Regions from separate parts of the Homo sapiens genome. Here region 1 is linked to region 2. Evidence: chromatin loops called from intact Hi-C (ENCODE). Cell type or tissue: heart right ventricle. All regions are shown on one strand. Links, peaks and the distances in the headings refer to the core of each region. The heading gives the core; the rest is flanking DNA.

Region 1 (10,568 bases), core at 1,395-9,394, 220 kb after region 2:
TTGAAAGTCTTAATTGAGCCCCTAGACACACCCCAACTTTCATATACAAATTATGAAATCTGAAACCCAAATCTGCTGGTACTGATGCCCCTGAGCATGATACTTGGGATGGTGGAAAGGGCTCTGTTCCCGAAGCTGGGGGACCTGAATTCTAAACCTAGCCTCCCACTTACTCTCCATTAATATCTTGTTCAATCTCAGTTTCCCAACTGTTAAAAAACAAAAACAAAAAACTAGTTAGTGAAATTGATATGATTTCCAACATTATTCACTTCAGCTTTGATTGCCTATGAATCCCCCTTCTTGCCCAAGGTCATCCACAGCTGGTGGCCGACAGAGGCAGAAGTAGAGGTAATCCCATCTCCTAGTTTAAGGCCTTTTCCACAAAGTTGTACCCACACAAAAGCCCAAGCCCCTTCCTTCTCTCTCCTCCTCCACCTCCTCATTGCTATGCAACTCCTTTCTCATCTCCGGTGCAGCCCATCCACAACCCCTCCCCACCCCCGACAGCTCACACTGCAGGTAGTGCAGGAAAAGATAGCAATGGGGAAAGACAGTCAGGCACATTGAAGGGGTTACTTTGCCTGGGGAACCCTTTATCTGAAGTTGTCCTCAAAAGCGAGAATGAGTTGATTTGCATTTTCCCACTGAAGCATGCAGAGTAGCTGAGGAGTGTTTCTCGTTACCAAGTACCGTCTTCTCTGGTTTGCCCTGAGGCCTTCTCTGGGGCTGGAGCAGCTCTGAAAACACCTGTACGCTGCCCATTTAAATATATGCTTCAGACAAATCTTTTAGGGGTTTCAAAAAGGGAAAAACTAATGCTTTTCCGCCCCAGCATACATTATCCTTCCTGTGAATGCTGCAGGCAGAAATTAACTCTCTCCAAGCTGGTTTATTTAGTCTGTCTTTCCATGTAAAGCCTGCATTCCATGTTAAGGGACTGGCAGTTAACAGCTTTCTCGTTCCTTTCTGCCTGCCTTCCTTTCTTCAATCATTCATTCAGTAAGTAAGTATTTACTGACATCCATTCCATGCAAAAGCACTGTGTTGTCCCCATATCTTCTCCAGAGACAACTTTGACAAGGATCCTGCTCCCAAACTGCTCACAACCTGGCTCAGGTGACAATGGGCCCAGATGTGCCCAAATGTACCCAAATGTTACCTGGGGACCTCACTGCATCTCAGGAATTGGCTCGGACAGTTTCAAGGCTTGTTTGAATCCACAGTTCTCCTCATGACATCTGCAAACTCCTGGCCTTTTTGCTCTGCTGCTACACCTGTGCCTGTTGCCTTGATCGGGCACCAGCACCTCACAACTTTGGTAACTTTGTGGAAGAACTGAGGACAGTGGAGGGCAATTGCATCTCACGCCACATAGCTGTCGGCTGTCTTGATGGCTCTCCACCTCACTCTGCTGGCTCTCAAAGCGTGGGCTCTCCAAAAGGTGACCCACCTCACTACGCACTCTTTTCCAAACAGCGTAAGCCCTGTCCGCTCTGCCTCTTCTCACCCTGCTTCTCTCACAGTGTGTACTTGCAACAGACCAGCCTCCTTCCTGGTATCCAAGAAATTTGGAAAATAAAGTTCTCTCCATCCTTTTACTCAAGTAACTATAATACAAGTGGAAAAATTACAGAAGTCATAAAAGTATGCCTGCCCCCAGGCAGGCAATTAATAAATATATTAAATAAGCATATCTGTTGAAAAGGGGATTGGAAAAGGACTATTGCGGTTCAGGGGAGGGAAAGGTAGCTTTCATAAAGAATTCAGAGAAAGAAGCTTTTCTCCAAAAAGCAGAGTGGCACATGGGCAGGCACCACCTTCCACTATCTAGACCTTCCTGATCCTTCTCTACATCTGTTTTGTTTCCTCTTTTCTCCTTTTGAACATCTGCCCACCTCTTTGTGAAAAAAAAAGAAAAACAGGAAATGAAGGGATTTTGAAGGTCTGAACTCAGGATTCAGGAATTATACAATCCTAAAAGGTCTGGTCAAGTAGAAATTTTTGAGCTCATCCACCCTAATGCTTTTGTTTCATAAAGGAGTAAACAGACCTTTCCAAGGTTGTGCAGGATGTGAGTTGGTTTTTTTCCTCTTAATTTGAATGAGTGATAAACATTTTAAAGTCAAGAAACTTTACATCAGAATCCAGAAAAAAATCAAAGATCTGCCAACACTGGGCTTGCATCCCTGCCCAGCAGCAGCGGGCTGGAATGCGGTAGCTCCATCTCCTGCATGCACAGTCCCCTTCTATCCCAGCTGCCTCACGCCCAGATGGGTTCAATCATCTCCATCATAGTCATGGCCCCTACAGGCCTTTAAACTGTAACTCCTGTGTGTTAGTCCATTTTTGCGTCACTGTAAAGGAATACCTGAGGCTGGGTAATTTATAAAGAAATGAGGCTTAATTGGTTCAAAGTTCTGCATGCTGTGCAGGAAGGATGGCACCAACATCTGCTTCTGGTGAGGCCTCAGGAAGCTTCCAATCATGGCGGAAGGCAAAGCCACAGGGCCGATGTGTCACATGGCTAGAACAGGAACAAGGGGCTGAGGGAGGTGCCACATTTTTAAACAATCAGCTCTTGCATGAACTCAGCAAGAACCCACTCATCACCAACGGGATGACGCTAAGCCTTTCATTAGTGATCTACCCATCGTGGCCCAATAGCTCCCACTGAGCTCTGCCTGCAACTACTGGGGATTACATTTCAACATGACATTTGGAGGGGACAGACATCAAAACCAAATCATCCTGCTTTGCAGCCGGTTTCCTACTCCTGGCCAAAACAAAAAAACAACCCAACAAAAGCCACATTAAACCATGTAGCACAACTAACCTCAAGCAGCTCTCTATGTTATTGGATTCTAGAAGTCCCCAAAACCAGAAATTCCCATCCCCTCCCCATCAAAAGCTAATAATAATAGTAATAAATAGCAGGCAAACAAACGAAAGCAAAAAGCCTTTCCCACTGTCTGGTACTGCCTGAAATATCACTGTATCTTGGAGAAGTACTGTGTTCCTCTAACATCTCGGATTTGAAAGAAAAGTGGTACAGTAAGAAATGGCCCCTGGCACACACCATCATCTACTTTAACATTTTGACTGAGGATCATTTTTCGTGGTAGGATCCTTCAGATATCCTCTGCAGACACACACACACACTCCAAACACAATAAAACACAACACACATCCCCCTCTCTCATTCTCTCGCTCTCTAAGCCATATACTCAACTTTATTGGAATCTGATTAAATAAACAAAAACAAACATTTCTCCTTAGAGAAGGAAATAATTTTCACAAAATAAAAACACAGAGCAAATATACCTATTTGAAGGTGAAAAGATCACTGTTTTCTCCAGCAAGTCAGAGAGAGCATGAACCAAGAACACGAGATGCTGCAGTTTGCTGATGTGAGTGTGTGGACAATGAGAAGCAGGTGGTGTATGAACACAGGCAGAGAGAAGGAAAGGAAAACTGTCATCTTAGCAAGGATCACTGCATTGTGCTATCAAGGTCACAGTTGGTAAAGACCAAAATACTATCTCCAAAATTTTAACAAGGATTCTTCCTTTCTCTTGTTCCCATAGTGAGTTCCGGGAAATGGAGAGAAAGTGTAATGAAGCATATTTCTTTTTAAATGGCATATAGCTGGCCTCTACTTGGATCCTGTTTTCTGACATCATTTTAATTAGGAAAGGTGAGAAAGTTTCCAACGTCCCCCAACCCCCTTCCCTGTATCCTAAATGAGGGTTTCACAGAGAACTGGCAACCAACACGATTTTGACAGAGTGAACTTCTTTCTCTCATAAGCATTCCTCCAATCCCCAGATAATACCCCTCATTCCTCCCACATTAACTAACACACACAACTTTTCTCCTCCCACCCTCCCCAGCTCTCACTTCTCTCCAAAACGTATAACATAATTGTGAAGGCTAATTATCAAATAATGCTTAAGCCTTTGGGAACAAGATAGGGGGTTCTACAAATGTTTTAAAAAGTCCCCAGGCTGCAATAGAAACGTGATTAACTGAAACAAAAATGCCTGCTGAAAACTTTCAAACCCAAAGTCAGTTTTTAAAATATTTTTAAATATATAGGTATATTATATACATGCCTGTGTCATAATTTATCTATATGTACATATGTCAAATGTGTCTTTTTTTAATCTGTCACAGAAATTCTCTGCCATTGTAGAGCAAGACCCTCAAAGAGAGAAATAATTTGAAGTCGGTTCATCCTTTTTTCTGACACATGGAGGTCCACCATGGATTTCTCCCATGACAGGGGACCCCTCAACTGGCTCTGGTAGGAGACAGGAGGAAGCTGCCTCTAGTAAGAGGAAGGAGAGAGCAAATCTAGGCGATACAATTCTCCTCCTGGCCTGAACATGAGCAGATAGGTTCTGACAGATGTAGTTTTTATCATGGAATAAAACAGGCTCACAGCAGTGTGCCTCACACATGAATGTCACATTTTATGAATTGCCATATTGTCTCACTACACGCTGCAGTGAGCAGGGCTGGGCAGACCACGAGGTTGAGGAACGACTCGGCCTCTCCTCTCCCACGCCCCCTCCATTCCAGGCAGGGGCACTGGTTTTTTGCCTGCATCCTCAGAGAGGAAGAAACAACGGCTGTGGGTGCACCTGTGTTGTATGGGCCAAGTCCTCAGCTGTGATGCACACAGAAGTTAAATATAGCACTGTGGCTGGTCAGATTTCAACTGTCCTGGGACCCTGAGCGGTTACGTAGCAGAAGGGGCTGGAGGGAGGGAGAGGAGGAGGGATTCAGAGAAAGCGTGCACAATAACAATGCATGATCTATCATGCAAAGAGCCGCAGGGCAGAAATAAGGGCTCCTCACTCCTTCAGTAGAAGCCAAGCCCAGGGTGCTGATTATGTGCGGAGCAAGCTGTCTAATGGGAAAGAGAGCTCATCCACAAATCCTGGGTCAGGAAAGCCAGGAAGGTCCATTCTGAGACTCTGTCCATAGATGAGTGTTCTGAGGATTAGCTCTTGACTCAACACTGTGGAGGAAATGGTATTCAAAATCTCTAGGGACTCACTTTCTAATTAAAGAGCAAGTCTTACTGGTTGCCTTTACTTCCCACCCCACTGAGACCCCTTGCTCCACTCATGGGACTCAGGCATGAATGGGGAATTCTGAGCAAGAGGCAATCAGAATGTGAAAAACATCCAATGGGGCTCTCCCTCACCCCCAAGTTATTGAGCTAGGCCTGAGTCAGCCAGAGTTAAGGCCAATGACACCTCTTAATTTGCTCTCTTTCCTATGATGTGATGCCGTGTCATCCAAATTAGACACAGTTACCTCCAAGGTATACTCAGTGTCATCATAGCCATGAAAAAAAATCACAATACATCTTCCCAGACCAATTTTTCTTTCAGTGCCTAACAGTGGGGCAGGTAGATTATTCTTATTAGAAAGCAAGCACAAATGTAAATCAGAAAATTCAAACAGATTTTTAAGATAAAACATTAGTCTTCAAAGAAATTATAGATTTCCAGGGACTATTTTGAGCTCAGCCCTATTACCTCCCTGAAAATGAATTTACTCCCTTCCATCATAAGGGATTCTTTGATTTAAAAAAAAAAAAAAAGAGCTTATGCGTGTGGTAGGCCTAAATAGTGATCTCTAAAGATATCCAGGTCCTAATCCCCAGAACCTGTGAATCTTGCTTTATGGCAAAAAGGATTTTGCAGGTGTGACTAAAGATTTTGAGATGGTGTATGTTTATCACAGCACTATTCACAATAGCAAAGACATGGAATAAACCCAGCTGCCCATCAATGGTGGATTGGATAAAGAAAATGTGGTATATGTACACCATGGAATACTATGCAGCCATAAAAAAGAATGAAATTATGTCCTTTGCAGCAACATGGATGCTGCTAGAGGCCATTATCCTGAGAGAATTAACGCAGAAACAGAAAATCAAATACAGCCTGTTCTCACTAATACGTGACAGCTAAACACTGGATACATATGGACACAAAGATGGGAACAGTAGACAGTGGGGGCTCCAGAAGTGGGGAAGGAGGGAGCTGGGGAAAGGTTTGAAAAACTACCTATCAGGTACTATCTTCACTGCTTGAGTGACAGGATCATTAGAAGCTTCTCCTCAGCATCACACAATATACCCATGTAACAAACCTACACATGTATCCTTGAATCTAAAAATAAATTTAAAAAAATTAAGACATTGAGATGAAAGATTATCCTGGATTATCTAGGTAGACCTTACATGTAATCATAAGTATCCTTCTAAGGGAAATACAGGTGGAGTTATGACTACAGAAAGGAGGTGACGTGGTGATGGAGGTAGAGACTGGAGTGATAAAATTTGAAGACGGAGGAAGGGGCCATAAGCAAAGACATACAGATGGCCACTAGAAACTGAAAAGGACAAGAAAACAAGTTCTATTCCCAGAATCTCAGAGGGAACCCTGCCAACACTTTGATTCTAGCTAGCCCAGGAAAACCCATTTTGGACTTCTGACCTGTATTGTAAGAGAAGAAATCTGTATTGTTTTAAGCCACTAAATTTGTGGTAATTCATTATAGCAGCATCAGAAAACTAATATACTTCAGAAATAAGAGTGCAGGTCACTGAGTTCAGCAACTTACACTATTATTACGAATGGTTTTACTTTGAACCACAAAGAACTTAGGATATTTGGAGATAACTATTTTATCTCCTTTCCATTAAAAAGTATTCCATTAAGCCACAAGGCATGTTTTCCTCTGACTGCCTTCCAGGCACTTGCTCATATCATTTCCCCTGCCTAGAAAGCCATCCTCATCCTCACTACTTTAGGTATTATGGTAAAACCAATAAATAAAATCTCCCTCAATTGAGATGCTTGATGAGAGTTAGATTTTCTGTCTCTAATAAGTTTTAGTAATTAGAAAGAGCAAAGAAAAGATTTCTAATCCCATAAAAGTAGGAAGCTTTTACCTCCAGTGCCAGTCTTAGATTTTTAGACTGTATGATCTCAGAGGCAACAAGCTGTCTTTTCTAGTGGCCTGCTGTTGTACCGTAAATGCATACTGTTCATTGGGGATTTTAGTTCCACTTCTCTAGTGGTCCCCAATAAAATGAAAATAATAGTTAAAAACCACTCTCAATCACTACCCCAAATTATAAATCAGTTTTAAAATAGGCTTACATTTTGCTCAGATCCTCTGATGAATTATCAAAAAAGTGAAACAACTGGAACTTACATTAAAGAGTTAACTGGAAAATAGGCAAAGATGATCCAATATACCACTAGTAGGAGACCCTGAAGAAGAAAACGAGAGAAGAGATGATCCTCAAGGGAACAGTATTAAAAACTATAGTTCAAAAAAGTTTTTCTGATACCAAAAAAAAAGTGATTTGAACCGTATATTAAAAGAACATGCCATGTACCTGGGAATATTGACCCAGAATGACCAAAACTAAGACATAGTCTAGAAAAATTATTGTATTTAAAAGAAAAAATTATTTGGACATCTAGGCAAACAGGGCACATACTCAATAAGGAAAATTAATTATCCTCAAATTTTTTTGACAGCAATTCATTATGCCAGGAGACATTACAGTAGTATATTTAAGATATTCAAAGAGAGAAAATGTGAACTAAGGATTTTATATCCAGAAAATCACAAATAGCTACTAACCTGCAAAAACTCAGAGAACACTGTTCCCATGAGCTCCTCCTAAGGAATCTACTAAAGAACAAGTCTCAGATAGGTATTGCTGGTGAATATTACTATATAGGTAATTAGAAGTTAAAAGAAAGAGACTGTAGTGTGTACTGCCTGTATGATTCAAAATGAAATTATAGTACACTTATGAAAATGGGGAAATGATTAGCATATGGAAAAAAGTTTTATCTGCTTTCAGTAATAAAAATGCCTGTTACAGTACTAGTACTAATATTCTGAGAATATTTTATATGTAAAGTAGAAAAAAATGCAAACACTAATTATGGGATATTCTATTATCCCCTATTGTCTTTGGCGCGGTGGCCCACACCTGTAATCCCAGCACTTTGGGAGGCCGAGGTGGGTGGATCACGAAGTCAGATCGAGACCATCCTGGCTAACACGGTGAAACCCCGTCTCTACTAAAAATACAAAAAATTAGCCGGGCATGGTGGTGGATGCCTGTAGTCTCAGTTACTTGGGAGGCTGAGGCAGAGAATGGTGTGAACCTGGGAGGCGGAGCTTGCAGTGAGCCGAGATCGCGCCACTGCACTCCAGCCTGGGTGACAGAGCAAGACTCTGTCTCAAAAAAAAAAAAAAAAAAAGAACTGCGCCTTCAAAGATTTTGAGGTGAGAGAAAGGAGCTACTGAAGTAATATAGAAGATGTTAAGTAAATACCACGCAGATCCAAATCTTAATTGGAAGTATCAGTACAACCTCATGAAGTATTTGTGTAACTCCAGCTCTTTTGATTAAAGAGACTTAGAAACAAAGGCCAATCCAGTAGCAATGAGCTTCTCTACATCAGAGTTGGTCTTCATATGACATTTCTCATTGAGCTAAACCAGGATTTCTTGGACAAATGGCTGATTTCAAGTCTGAGGCAGAGTGTGTCCATAATGAGTTTATGGAGTGTGTCCATAATGAAACTGTCAAAAACTACATGGGTCATGTCAAACATGACTCCGTCTCAAAAGAGTCAGAAAGTACCTTGAAGAGGGTTCCACTGGCCAAAGACTTGAGCTTTGCAATGGATTGCAACCCATCAAATATATATAAATCCAAGAGTTCATAATAGCATATACATATTTTTAATTGGTCATCTTCCGAAGAAACAATGATCCAGTTTGTTAATTTAAAACTAGGTAAATAAAAGGAAATAAATATTTATTCTACTTATTCTATATGAACTGTAGTACTGGGTAACAAAATAGTAGATGAAAGGAAGAGTCTTTTTATAAAAGTATCTCAGATAATAAATTAAAACAAAAGATAGAATTAAAATTTTACTATTTTTCAACTCCTAATGAATTGATGAATGTAGACATTGAGCATCTACCTCAACTAATACCAGAAAAGAGCAAAAAACAGGCATTATATACCTTCTGATGAAGACACAAGACCCAACACCACTTATAACCTCATTAAGGGATCCAACCAGTGTCAGATCAGACCTCTCAATCCAGGTCTCAATTTGCAAGAAATACAAAAGCCGGTTGAACCGCACCATGAATGAGCAGTCAAATATCCAGACTGCAGGAAACTTGACAAGTCAAATAGCCCAGGTCTGTCAACAGATAAATTATAAGAAAGAGAAAGAGGTGGAGTAGAAAACCATAGGTTAAAAGAGACCTGAAAATCACATTAAGTTAAAAAATATACATAATATACATATATGGGCAAGACTAAACTATACAGTTTAGGGATGCATACTTGAATAATAAATCATAAATAAATACAAGAAAGTAGGCCAACTGCTGACTGCCACAGCCAGGATGAGACTCATGGGTCCCCTCCTGGGCTCCAGTGAGATCAGCCAGAAGGCTTTCTACTTCTTCTTCTCCCCTAGCCTCCCAGGAAGTGACATGCCCAGAGTCCCAAGTCCACTGACCTGGGGACCAGTGTGGCTGCCATAGCTGAGGATAGTGGGCATGTGGTAGCCAGCCCTGCCAAGAAGGACCAGGCTTGGCAAGGTGAACCTGGGACACTGCCCTCCTCACCACCAAGCAGAGCAGTTAATCTGTGTCCAGAGAAACATGGCCACAGCCCTGCTCAGACTCACACCTACAACATGGTCGTGGGCTTTGGTGAGATTTGGAAGAAGCATCTCAGCAGAGAATTTGGGAAACCATATTTTATAAAGCTCATGTGATTTGTTGCAGTAGAAAGCAAGGATTACACTGTTTATCCTCTCCCACACCAAATATTCACCTGGACCTAGATGTGTGACATAAGAGATGTGAAGGATGTCATTCCAAGACAGGATCCATATCATGTACCCCCCATCAAGCTCGTGGGGTCTGCTTTAGTCTTCAAAGACCTGTTCCACCTCTGCCCAGTTTGGAAAACATTTATAAAGAGCTGTCTACAGACATAGATGGCTTTGTTCATCCCAGCCATGGAGATGTATCTGGGTGGGTCAAACAAGGTGTTTTACTCAACGCTGTCCTCACTGTTCCAGCCCATCAAGCCAATTCTCATGAGGAGAGAGGCTGGGAGCAATCTCTGCTAATGCAACTGTGTCCTGGCTAAGCCAGAACTCCAATGGCCTTGCTTTCTTGCTCTGGGGTTCTTATGCTCAGGAGAGGACAGTGCCATGGAGAGGAAGCGGCACCATGTACTGCAAACGTCTCATTCCTCCCTGTTGTCAGCGTATAGTGGTTTCTTTGGATGTAGACACTTTTCTAAGACCAATGAGCTGCTGCAGAAGTCAGGCAAGAAGCCTACTGACCGGAAGGAGCTGTGATCCTCAACTGAGAGGTAGTCTGTCTCCATTAACGGTTATTGAGAAACTGCTGTTAAAGTATTTGTCAGGTATGAAGTCGAATTGAAAATTTCCCTGTTGATTTTAAGTATTCTG
Region 2 (10,568 bases), core at 830-8,829:
GCTTGAGATGGTTTCTGGTTCCTTCAGATGAAAGACTCTTGACTATGACATGAGCAGGACATGAGCATGTCCATCCAAAGTCCAGCTCACTCCAAATCTCACCCTCTTCCTTCTGCTACTCAGTGAAGGCCAGGAAACACATCCTGGATACCCTGCCCCAAAGCATGGGGTGGTGTTCTCACTCTCCCCACAGCTGACCTATTATTGCTAGGCCTCACTAGCCTTTCCCATGCCACTAAGGGACTGGGGAAATGTGATGACTCAGTTTTAAAGCTTACCACCCAAATTTTAGTGACCCCACTGAGTGTACAAAAGGGACACCTGTGTTTTCCCTTCCATGTGATAAAGTTACTACTCATAAAGGTTGATTTTTCATTTTTCGCAACCCAGGACAAACAAGAGTCTTGGGCCAGCAAACATTTCCCAGGCATTATCTCATAAATGCATTTCCACTTGAAATAATCCTTGGAACTTGGTGCTAAACTTAAGGCTCACTTATGGGGTTGTCTGAGGACCCATTTTTAAATGAATATGAGGTTTCCTGATTCTTGATTGAGCACCTACCAGGAACAAGGCCTATGAGATATACACAAATAAATAACAAGGCTATTGCCCATAGGATATATACAAAGGTAGGGGTGGAAAAGATAGATATTCCCACCTAACTCAAAAGACAGAGGGAAGTCATTACCACACCAGACACACAAATAAAGCATTGCATGGAACCGCAGGGGAGGATCATTCTGTTCCAGGTCAAAAATTACAATTGACATGACCCTAAGATAAAGACAGATTCAATGAAGAAGTGTTTCAGCTTAGGAAGCAACGGGCACAGAGTCATGGAGGGAAAAAGTTCTAGGAGCGAGGGGCTTTCTGACATGGCAAGAACTAGATTGTCTGGAGCTATGCTGCCCAATATAACAGCTAATAGGCCCACAAGGTGATTTAAATTTAAATCAACCAAAATTAAATAAAATTTAAAATTCATCTTCTCAGTTGCACTAGCCATATTTCAAACTTACATAGATTAGCCACATGTGGCTAATGGCCACTGTATTGGACAGCACCAATATAGAATATTTCTACCATCACAGAATGTTCTATCGGACAACAGTAGACTAGAGAGGAACAGGAACAAGAAGTAGTTAGAGTTGAGGTTTATTCCTTATCTAGACATTTGGTAGGAAAAGTCAACATAAATTTTAAATTTTAGGAAAGTATTTTCATATAGTATGCTATGCATCGACTATTGCTCTGGATGTGAACCAAATCACATGATTCACATATGTGATTTCTCTACCTTGTCAGTTAAGGTGATTAGATTATGCTGCAGTAACAAATAGTCCCTTATCTCCATGGTTTAATACAACAAAGAATTATTTCTTGTGCTCACTACATTTCCAACATGGGTGGTCACTCAGGGACCCAGGCTAGTGAAGACATCATCTTGACAAACATTTCCTTAACTGCCAAGACAGATAAAAAAAGAAGGTTGGTGCTGAGCACCAGCAGCTAAATGCCTCAGACGAAAGTGACACACATCACTTCCGTTCACATTTTGTTGGCCAAAGCAGATCACACAGCCACCGTCAAGAGAGTAAGAAAGTATCTCTTCATGTCACCAGAAAGAGAGACTGCAACCAGAATACTTGTGTATAACCCTAAAGACTGCCACTTATGTTAATAATCAATTACCCACCAAGATGTCCAACCAGAACAATTGACCACAGGTGTAAAAAAAATGTCAGAGCTGCAAAGATTGACAGAAACCTGACCAATGAGAGGCCTTAAACAACATCCAGGGACTGTTCTAGAATAAGTACCACTTATTTGCTTCACATTTCTAGGACATCATTTATAAGAAAGAAGAATGAGAAGCCACAGCCATGACTGTGGGGTTTTCTTCCCTTCCCAGAATTGCTCCTTACGTAGCTGTCTATGCCATAGTGGCTCCAAGTTTTCTATAGGCAGGGTCTAAAAGCACAAACCTAACCAAGAGGAATGGAATGAGATTTGTCTTAAGGCTGGGTTTGCTTAGCAAGATTGCTGTTTTTACTTAGAATGAATGTTTATTTGGAATGGCTTATGGTGAGGGGACTGCTGACCAATGTTATAGGAGGTAAAACACTTTCAAGCCCCCACCTTGCACTGTCAAGCCCCCACCTTGCACTGTCACCAGTCTGGGACCATGGAAGGGAATCAAAGAAACGTGTGTTGTTCTGCCTCTTCAGACCAAAAAAAAGAAAAAGAAAAAAGGTAGCCCACTAGGGTGGCCAACCATAGTGGTTTCCCTGGGACAGAGTGATTTCCCAAATGATTTACCAGTGCTTTGGCAACTTTTTAGTTGCCTGGGAACAATCCCAGGCAAACTGAGATGGTTGATATCCTATGGCCTAGAGAACACGCAGCTCTCAGACATATTTTATTTTGTCATTGGGTGTTATTTTTAAGTTTCAGTAAGTTACGATCATTTAAGAATTAGGTTTCTTTACCCTCCAGATACATGCCTCTTTAAACAATTCAGAAGATGTACCCACTCTGAGACCTGTATTCCCTCAGGGCAGTCATCAACCAGGGACAAGTGGTGGCAGCTGCCCCCTTTAGACAGTTCATGTTCTTCGCATGTCTTCACAGACCTCACCTGAGCTGTTTTCACTTTTTTATGTCACCTTTCGGACCTGAGGCATAAGGCTGCACATTAAAAACACCCAGGTGGCCTTTACAGTTCCAATATTTAGACTGTACCCCAAAACAACTGTATAAGGATCCTAGGGGTGGAACTCTGGCATCCACATTTTTCTTAATATGGTAAAATACATACAACATAAAATTCGGCATTTTAACCATTTTGAATATATAATTCTGTAAATTAAATACATTCATATTGTGCAACCATCACCACCATGCATCTTCAGAAGTTTTTTTCATGATTCCGAATATAAACTCTGCACCCATTAAACAATAGCTCCCCATTCTTCCCTACCCCCGCCTCTGGTAACCACTGTTCTATTTTCTGTCCATAAATTTGTCCATTCTAGGTAGCTCACATAAGTGGAATCACACAATATTTGTCTTCTTGTTGTCTAGTTTATTTCACTTAGCATAATATTTTTAATGTTCATCCATGGTATAGCATGTGTCAGTATTTTCTTCCTCTTTAATGAATAAAATTCCATTGTAGGTATATACTACATTTTGTTTATCCATTCATCCTTCTATGGACATTTGAGTTATTTATTCTTTTTGGCTGTTGTAAATAGTACTGCTATAAACATAGAAGAACATGATTCTATTAGAGTCCCTGCTTTCAATTCTTTGGGGTGTATACTTAGCAATGGAATTGCTGGATCATGTTGTAATTATGTTCAATAACATTCATATTTTTAAAGCGCCCCGCCCCCGGGTGATTCTATTGTGCAGACAAGGCTGTGGACTTCTGTATTAGAACTTGTAAACTCTGAAGAATCTACACTTTCTCGTTTCCATGCGTGTGTGGCAGGGAACAAATGAACATCTTAGTTAATTCAGCCATAAAATAGGAGTTTAAAAACAGTTTTGAGAATACATAGAATGTCTTTCTGCCATCTTCCTCAAGCCTCTGAAAACAATCCTCTGCAGTCCTTTATTGGATGCTTCCATCAACCTTTCAGAAGAACTACCCTCAAAGAATATTTCAAATTTCATTATATATACTCCTTTAAAATTTTAACTCAATCTGTAGAATTTTATAAAAATGCACTGGATTAGAAAATGACACAAAAATAATATCCACTGGTTTTCTTTTATAATATCATGCAACTAAAGTGACACATTTTGCAGTAGTACAGTTATTAAAATGCAGCCCTGTGCCGGTATGAATGTCACTTATATTTAAAAGGAAAGTAATTTTACATGATTTGCTCTCTTATCTTTTGTCCTAGCAATACAGAGAGATTTGTGGATTCAGTGACTTCATCAGATGGTCTTATTACCTCTACCATACTACTTTAAATTAAGACTGGAAGCTTTTAGAATCCTTCTTCCCAAGGGAATTTATGAAATGTCAAAATGGTCACATCAGCCACTTGGGGCTGGCCTGGGAATAAAGACTTAATTTGGCCATGGGAATAGAAGAGGGATATTTCCTTGAACTTCTTTCGCCCTCCTGGTCTTTCTCCTATGAAAACATTCCATTGTGCTGTATCATTGTCCAAACAGAAACACAAGCAGCTGAACTCAATTTATCAGGGAGCTCATTTAGGTATCATCTAGGGATAGGAAACCCAACTTCAGTGACTTGAACACTGAAGGGAGGTTATGAATTCATGTAATCAGGAGGAAGAAGGGTAGGCTTCAGATGAAGTGAGATCCAGAGGTTAAATATTCCCATAGTATGCACTTTCCCTCTGTTGGATATCCTATAGTGATGTCTTCATCCTAAAGTGGCTGCCCAGCAGGTCCACACTCTCCCCTTATGTGACCAAAAGACCTGCTATAGTTCTGTATTTTCCCTCTTTACACCACACTGCCCACAGGGAGTCATGAGGGTCCCCTCCTTGATTGGGAGGCACCAATCCCTCCCAAATCAGGTGACTGAGAATGGGAACAGCATGTTCTCCCATAGGAAACTCAGCATTCTCTTACCAAGAAAAGAGAGCAATCGATTCTGGGCAGCAAACAGCATGTGTCTACGATGCCAGGTGTGTTCTGTCCAATGCAGAGCACAGCATGACTCTTAACCTCCCTTGTTCCCAACAATGCTGTCCAACGGAACTTTTTGCAATCACAGAAATGTTCTCTATCTATGCTGTCCAGTGCAACAGCTACCTAACTATGTGTGACTGACTATTCAGTACCTGACATGTGGCTAATGCAACTGAAGCACTTTATTTTTGAGCTGTTTTAAAAAGTAAATTTAATTTAAATAGCCACATATGGCTAGGGGCTGCCATATTGTGCAGTGCAGTTCTAGAAACCGATACTCCATTAAAGTAACAGAAGATCACATTCGTTTCTCTGGGAAGCACATAATATTTATGGCATATAATGGAGCATATTATCAATAAGCTTTCATATCTTTTTTCTGTTTATGAGGCTACTGTATCATACCTTTGTCATTCTGTATACTTGCAATTAATTATTTAGACTTAACTACAAAATTTTACATTTATTTCAGGTTAAGTTTTCAGAGGATCCCCATCCTTAAAGATATTTCTTATCCTGAATTTTAAAAATTCATAATATTACTTGCTCTACCAATCCTATGTTGGTCTCTATCATGAAGGGAATCTAGCCTATAGCAGAGATTTTTTTTAACCTGTAGATTATGAATGGCTTCTAAGAGGACATGAAACTACTGAAGATTTTTGTGTGCTTCTACTATGCTGTTTTTGTTCCCTCCAAGGGAAATTTAAGTTCATTAAGTTTTCAAAGATTAAAATCAGTCATCAATAATTTGCACCTTTGCACAAATTATTAAAGCATGGCAGAAATCTATGACCTGCTGTTAAAAATGGCCATCCAGGTAAACAGGTAAACACCAGTGTTTAAACTACAGGCTCTGTCTCTGGTCCCTGACTGTTGCTCACCATGTGGCAGAGCCACAAAAATCAGAAACTTACACATGTTGGTCTCTTTCTTTAAGTTTTGACTTCTTCCCCAAATTTGCTAACTATTGTTCACGCTCTAGAGCCCTTGGGTAGTTTTTGTATTTTGTCTACAGTTTATAGTTGTTATGTGTGAGAGTGTCCTTCTTATTACATTATGCGTAACATTTATTTAACCAGATCTCTATTACCGACCATTTAGAATCTGACTAACATTTTTTTCCAGTCCAATCATTTCTGAAATGAACATCCTTATTTGTGCCTCTTGAGCAAGAATGCAACTAAAAATTGAGAAGTGGAGATGTGGCTTATGGAGTAAGCACATTAAGATTATAAAACATGTGGCAGAAGGTCCGGAAACAAATAATTTCATCATAAATAATATCATCATATGAATTAACTATTTGGTATGAATTAATATACATAATAGAAGTCCAACATTTATTCATTGTATGAAATGTACCAAAATGCTTTCAGACAGGGTGGCCGCCCTGTAGTTACCACCAACATGCTTTCCAAAGTGCCTGAGTGCTGCCAATGCCCTGGTATATACAGCTAAAGGAACTTTGAATTTTTTTCCTCTGGAACATTTGAAGAAGAGGCATTTCTATCCATTTGTAGTGAATTTTACATGACTATCAAAAGCCACAAGGCCAGAGAAAGTAGAAGTAATTGGGCAATCCAAAGCACTTATTTATCCTTGATATTCTTGCTTACATCTTAAAACTGGGCTCAGGACCATAGGGACCATCCCCGAATGCTTTGCCTTGTCTCATGCTGTGAGGCCATCAGGGAAACATTGTATTTGTACAATCCCGGAGCCACAAAGTTTGCAAAAGTGCACACTGTGAGGACAGGATGATGAAAAGGAAGCTTCTCTCAACTGTCCACCCCTAATGTAGGCCAGCCCCACTCTCAACAAACAGCAGCCTTCCCAAAGAGCAAACGTTAAGGATTATTAAACCTTCATTTCTTAATTTCCATTTTGATTCAAAAATCGCAGGAGACTATGATCTTACTTTATGATTCTTTCCCTATGCAGTTGGAATTGGTGATCTGACATTTATAAGCTGGGAAAGGTAGGGTTTTTCTTTATGGCATTAAATATTCTCTTTCATGATGGTATTTCACTTTACAAATGGCAAATATATCATGATGTGACCTGCGTAGAAGTGTTTTCAAGGGAGGTTTGGGAGTTCTGAAAAATTCACCTTGCTGTGTGGCATGTTGAAAGCCCACTATCACGTCTGATGCACTTTATGCTGGCACCATGCACCATATTGGTGAGAGAAAGCTAACCAATACGGGGAAAGACTTGGAGTTTCCATTTCATATTCAGCAAAGTTGTTTTTCTAATGAATTCTAAGAACACAACAAAGATGCCATTGGTATCAAGCTCTTTCATATTTTTTTTTCAGTCAGGTGTTTATGCAGGAAATACTAAGCATTCACATGTGCCAAACCTCAATCTAGACCCTGTGGGGAATACAAACGTGAAATATCCTTAGACCAGCTTAGGGTAGGGTCCTAGGTAGTTTCTTGCTCAGGAGAGCTTCCAAGGTCAGGCTCTTTATGCAGTTCAATGTGGCAGTATTGACATTTTAAGAGAAATACAGTTTGTACCTTTATGGAAAGAATATAGAGCATGTGAATGTTAAGTAAAAAATTACAACTGTGTGAATTCACAGTGACGTGAAAGTTCTCACCCTGCTTTATAACTTAAAGCCAGCTGAGTTTGTGTCCCTCCCTCCCCATTAGACAGTAGACATCCAGTGAGCAATGAGCCTCTTGCTTTTTATCCTCCCAGTTCATTTCATTCTTTCTCCTCCCTTATTGATGGAGTGACCCCTATGTGCCCGGCACCCTGTAAGAATAGGAAATGCACACTATGCCCCCCGGTACTCTTGCTTATGCTACCTGAGGATTCGAAGGCAGGCTTTACCTTCATAGCTCCTACAAGGTGATCATGCCTTTTCCTTCTCTTAGCAGAGTTCTAAGAATGCCCAGGACCATAAATCAATAAGTTGTCCGTGGCAAACAATCTACCAGAGCTTGGGGATAGCTGGGCAGTATTTCTCTAGGGAACGAAGGCTGGCTAAATAGCCAAAGTTTATTGAAGTGCTCCATACATTGCTTAAGACTAGAATTCACAGTCAACTGCCTGGGGTGGCTTTCACTCCATCCTTCCTTCCAAGAACCACAGAGATGTAGTAAATGAGCCACAGGAATAGGGATTTCTTCCAGGCTGGAGATATTACAACCCTTCTCTCAATATAAGAGTTGGCTTGAAAAGGCAGCATTCACTATTGAGGGGATAACTCTGAAGAGGGCTTGTGGTTATAATGGTTTTATGATTATTTTGGATCTTTGTAAAGACTCCTGTGTTTGGGTACTGATTCCACACTGGAGAGATCACACAAACATTCCTTAACATTAGTCTGTGGCTTTGTTAGACAGAATTGAAAGAGCTCTGTGTCCATTCCAGTCCCCAGTCATACCCAAAATCATCTGTCATTCACATGACTGTGGATTTTTTTTCAAAATTAGACTGTTAGTCTTCTGGGTTTTTTTTGTTTTGTTTTTGTTTTTTTTAATTACATATACAAAAACAGTCTCCAGGAAGTCTGTGCTATGTGTTGAAAACAAAGGATACTTAAGTGAGGTTGTTGTCTTCCAAAAGCCTATAGATAAGAAGGTAATATTTGCTAGTTTAAGTGCAAACATATGTACACATACATATATATATATAAAAACAAACAAATAAACAAGTTGGAAAAATATCTGCCCCTTTTATCTATCATTAATCAATGGATCAGGAAATACTGTCTGAGAAGCTATCCTTTGGGGGAAGTCTACACTATATGTTGAAAATAAAGATGTTTAAGTCAGGTCACTGTCTTCCAAAAACGTATAGATGAAGAGAATTTTCATTGAAATACACACATACATACATACATACGTAAAAATAAATATTGCATGTTCTCACTCATATGTGAGAGCTGAAAAAATTGATCTCATGGAGTTGGAGAGTAAAATGATGGTTACCAGAGACTGGGAAGAGCAGTGGGTGTGGCAGGGATTGAGGAGGAGTAAAGACCCAGTTAATGGGTATAAAAATACAGTCAGGGAGAAAGAATAAGATCTAGTGTTCAGTGGCACAAAAGGGCAACTATAGTTAATAATTTATGGTACATTTCAAAATAACTAGAAGAGTGGAATTGGAATGTTTTTAACAATATTTATGCTATATTTCAAAATAACTAGAAGAGTGGAATTGAAATATTCCTATCACAAAAATATGATAAATGTTTGAGGTGATGGATACCCCAATTACCCTGATTTGATCATTATACATTGTATACTTGTATCGAAATATCACATGCACCCCATAAATATGTACAACTATTATGTATTCATAACAATTAAAATTTTAAAAAAATTTAACAGAATTTAGCAAAAAACCCCACACAGACATACATAAAAAAACAAATTACCAGGTTGGAAAAAAAATACCAAAGATGAAAAAAGATATGCATTGAGCAAATATTTTCGAAGTATTTGTTTACTAGGCATGTTCTAGTGCCAACAGAGAGCTTTTATTTTAGGGAGATAGACAAATAATAAACAAGTAAATATTTAATTTCAGGTAATAGAAAGTTCTATAGAGAAAAAATAAAGTAGGATAAAAATGAATTATGAGAGAAGTGTGATATTTACATAGAGTGTGGTCAGGAAAGTCCCCTCTGAAAAGGTGATATGTGATATTAGGCCATGTGAAAATGTGTGTGGGAAGTAGTCATATGTCCAGATCATGCAGGACCCTGAAGATAACAGAAAGGGCTCTTCATTCTGTTATTTTCAGTAAGATGGAAGAGAATTTGGGGGTTAAAGGTGAGGACTGGCATGGCCTAAAGTGTGTTTTAATAGGATCACTGTGACTTCTGTGCTAAAAGCAGACTGCAAGGGACAGAAGCTGAAGCAGGAGGTGAGTTAGAAGTTTCCTGCAATATCCAGGTGAGAGCTGATGATGGCTTTGCCTGGGCTGGCAGTGGAAGTGATGAGAGATGGGTGAATGAATATTTTGAGGATAGAATTAACAGAAATTGCTTATTGGTTAGAAGTGAGGTGTGAGAGGAAGAGAGGAGTCAAGGAAAATACCAAGGTTTCTGCCTGAGCAATTGGGAAAATTGGTAGTTAAAATAAGGAAGACTGAATGAGGATCTAGACTGCATGGAGGTAGAGATGAAGGGAGGGGTGGTGAATGTCAGGAGCTCAGTTTTGGCACACTGAGTTTGACATGCCTATTAGACTTCCAAGTGGAAATGTTAAGTATGCAATTGAATAAACAGGTCTTGAGTTCCAGGGAGAGGTATCAAACTGGGGATACAAATTTGAGTGTATTTAAAACCTTTATACAACCTAGGGAGTGTATATAAAGAGAAAAAAAAGGTGTATATAAAGAAAAAAAGGACTGAACTAAAGAATGGCCCCAAAATTTAGAAGTCAGAGAATCAGAAAGACTCTGCAAAAGAGATTGAGAAGGAGTGGTCTGAAAGAGAAAAAGAAAACCTGGCACATACGATGCCCTGGGATTCAAGAGAAGAAATTCTCTCAAGGAAGAGAAATTTATCAACCACATCAAAAGCTATTGCTTGTGCAAATAAGGACTGAGAAATAAATTAAAAGCTAATTAAAGTAAAAAAAAAGAGGTAGAAGTATGTAGCTAAAAAGTGAATAGAGAAGATTAAATAGAATGTCTAAAAACAAACAAAAAAAAACCCCAAAAAACTGGTTTACTACAAAATAAAGTGGGAAAAAAGAGAAAAAGGCCAAAGAAGATATAGGACTTTCTTAAATAAAATATAGGACATATTTAAAACCCAAGCATATTAATAATTATATTAAATATAAACTGCTAAGTACTGCAATTAAAAGGCAGAGACAGTCGGGCGCGGTGGCTCACACCTGTAATACCAGCACTTT

Evidence for each region. A loop is a pair of places that touch in the nucleus more often than their neighbours do. Peaks named below come from ENCODE experiments on the same cell type or tissue, not always from the same donor. Only the 100,000 strongest peaks of a DNase experiment are listed, where the experiment ranks them.
Region 1: it touches region 2 in a loop (2.1-fold over the local background); 2 of 110 quality-filtered maps call a loop at or near these places.

The regions. Positions count from the first base shown.
Region 1 is chr5:158,188,863-158,199,430 of GRCh38, reverse strand. It overlaps the pseudogene LOC100130177. Among named protein-coding and RNA genes, the nearest start is that of LINC02227, 220 kb to the left of the region's middle. In heart right ventricle, for the core only: no CTCF peak of the experiment used is centred there; no DNase peak of the experiment used is centred there.
Region 2 is chr5:158,408,554-158,419,121 of GRCh38, reverse strand. LINC02227 (long intergenic non-protein coding RNA 2227) reads left to right here and starts at 9,349. Exons shown (of 7, transcript NR_109888.1): 1 at 9,349-9,476. In heart right ventricle, for the core only: no CTCF peak of the experiment used is centred there; a DNase peak (open chromatin) is centred at 4,641; H3K27ac peaks cover 1,672 bases.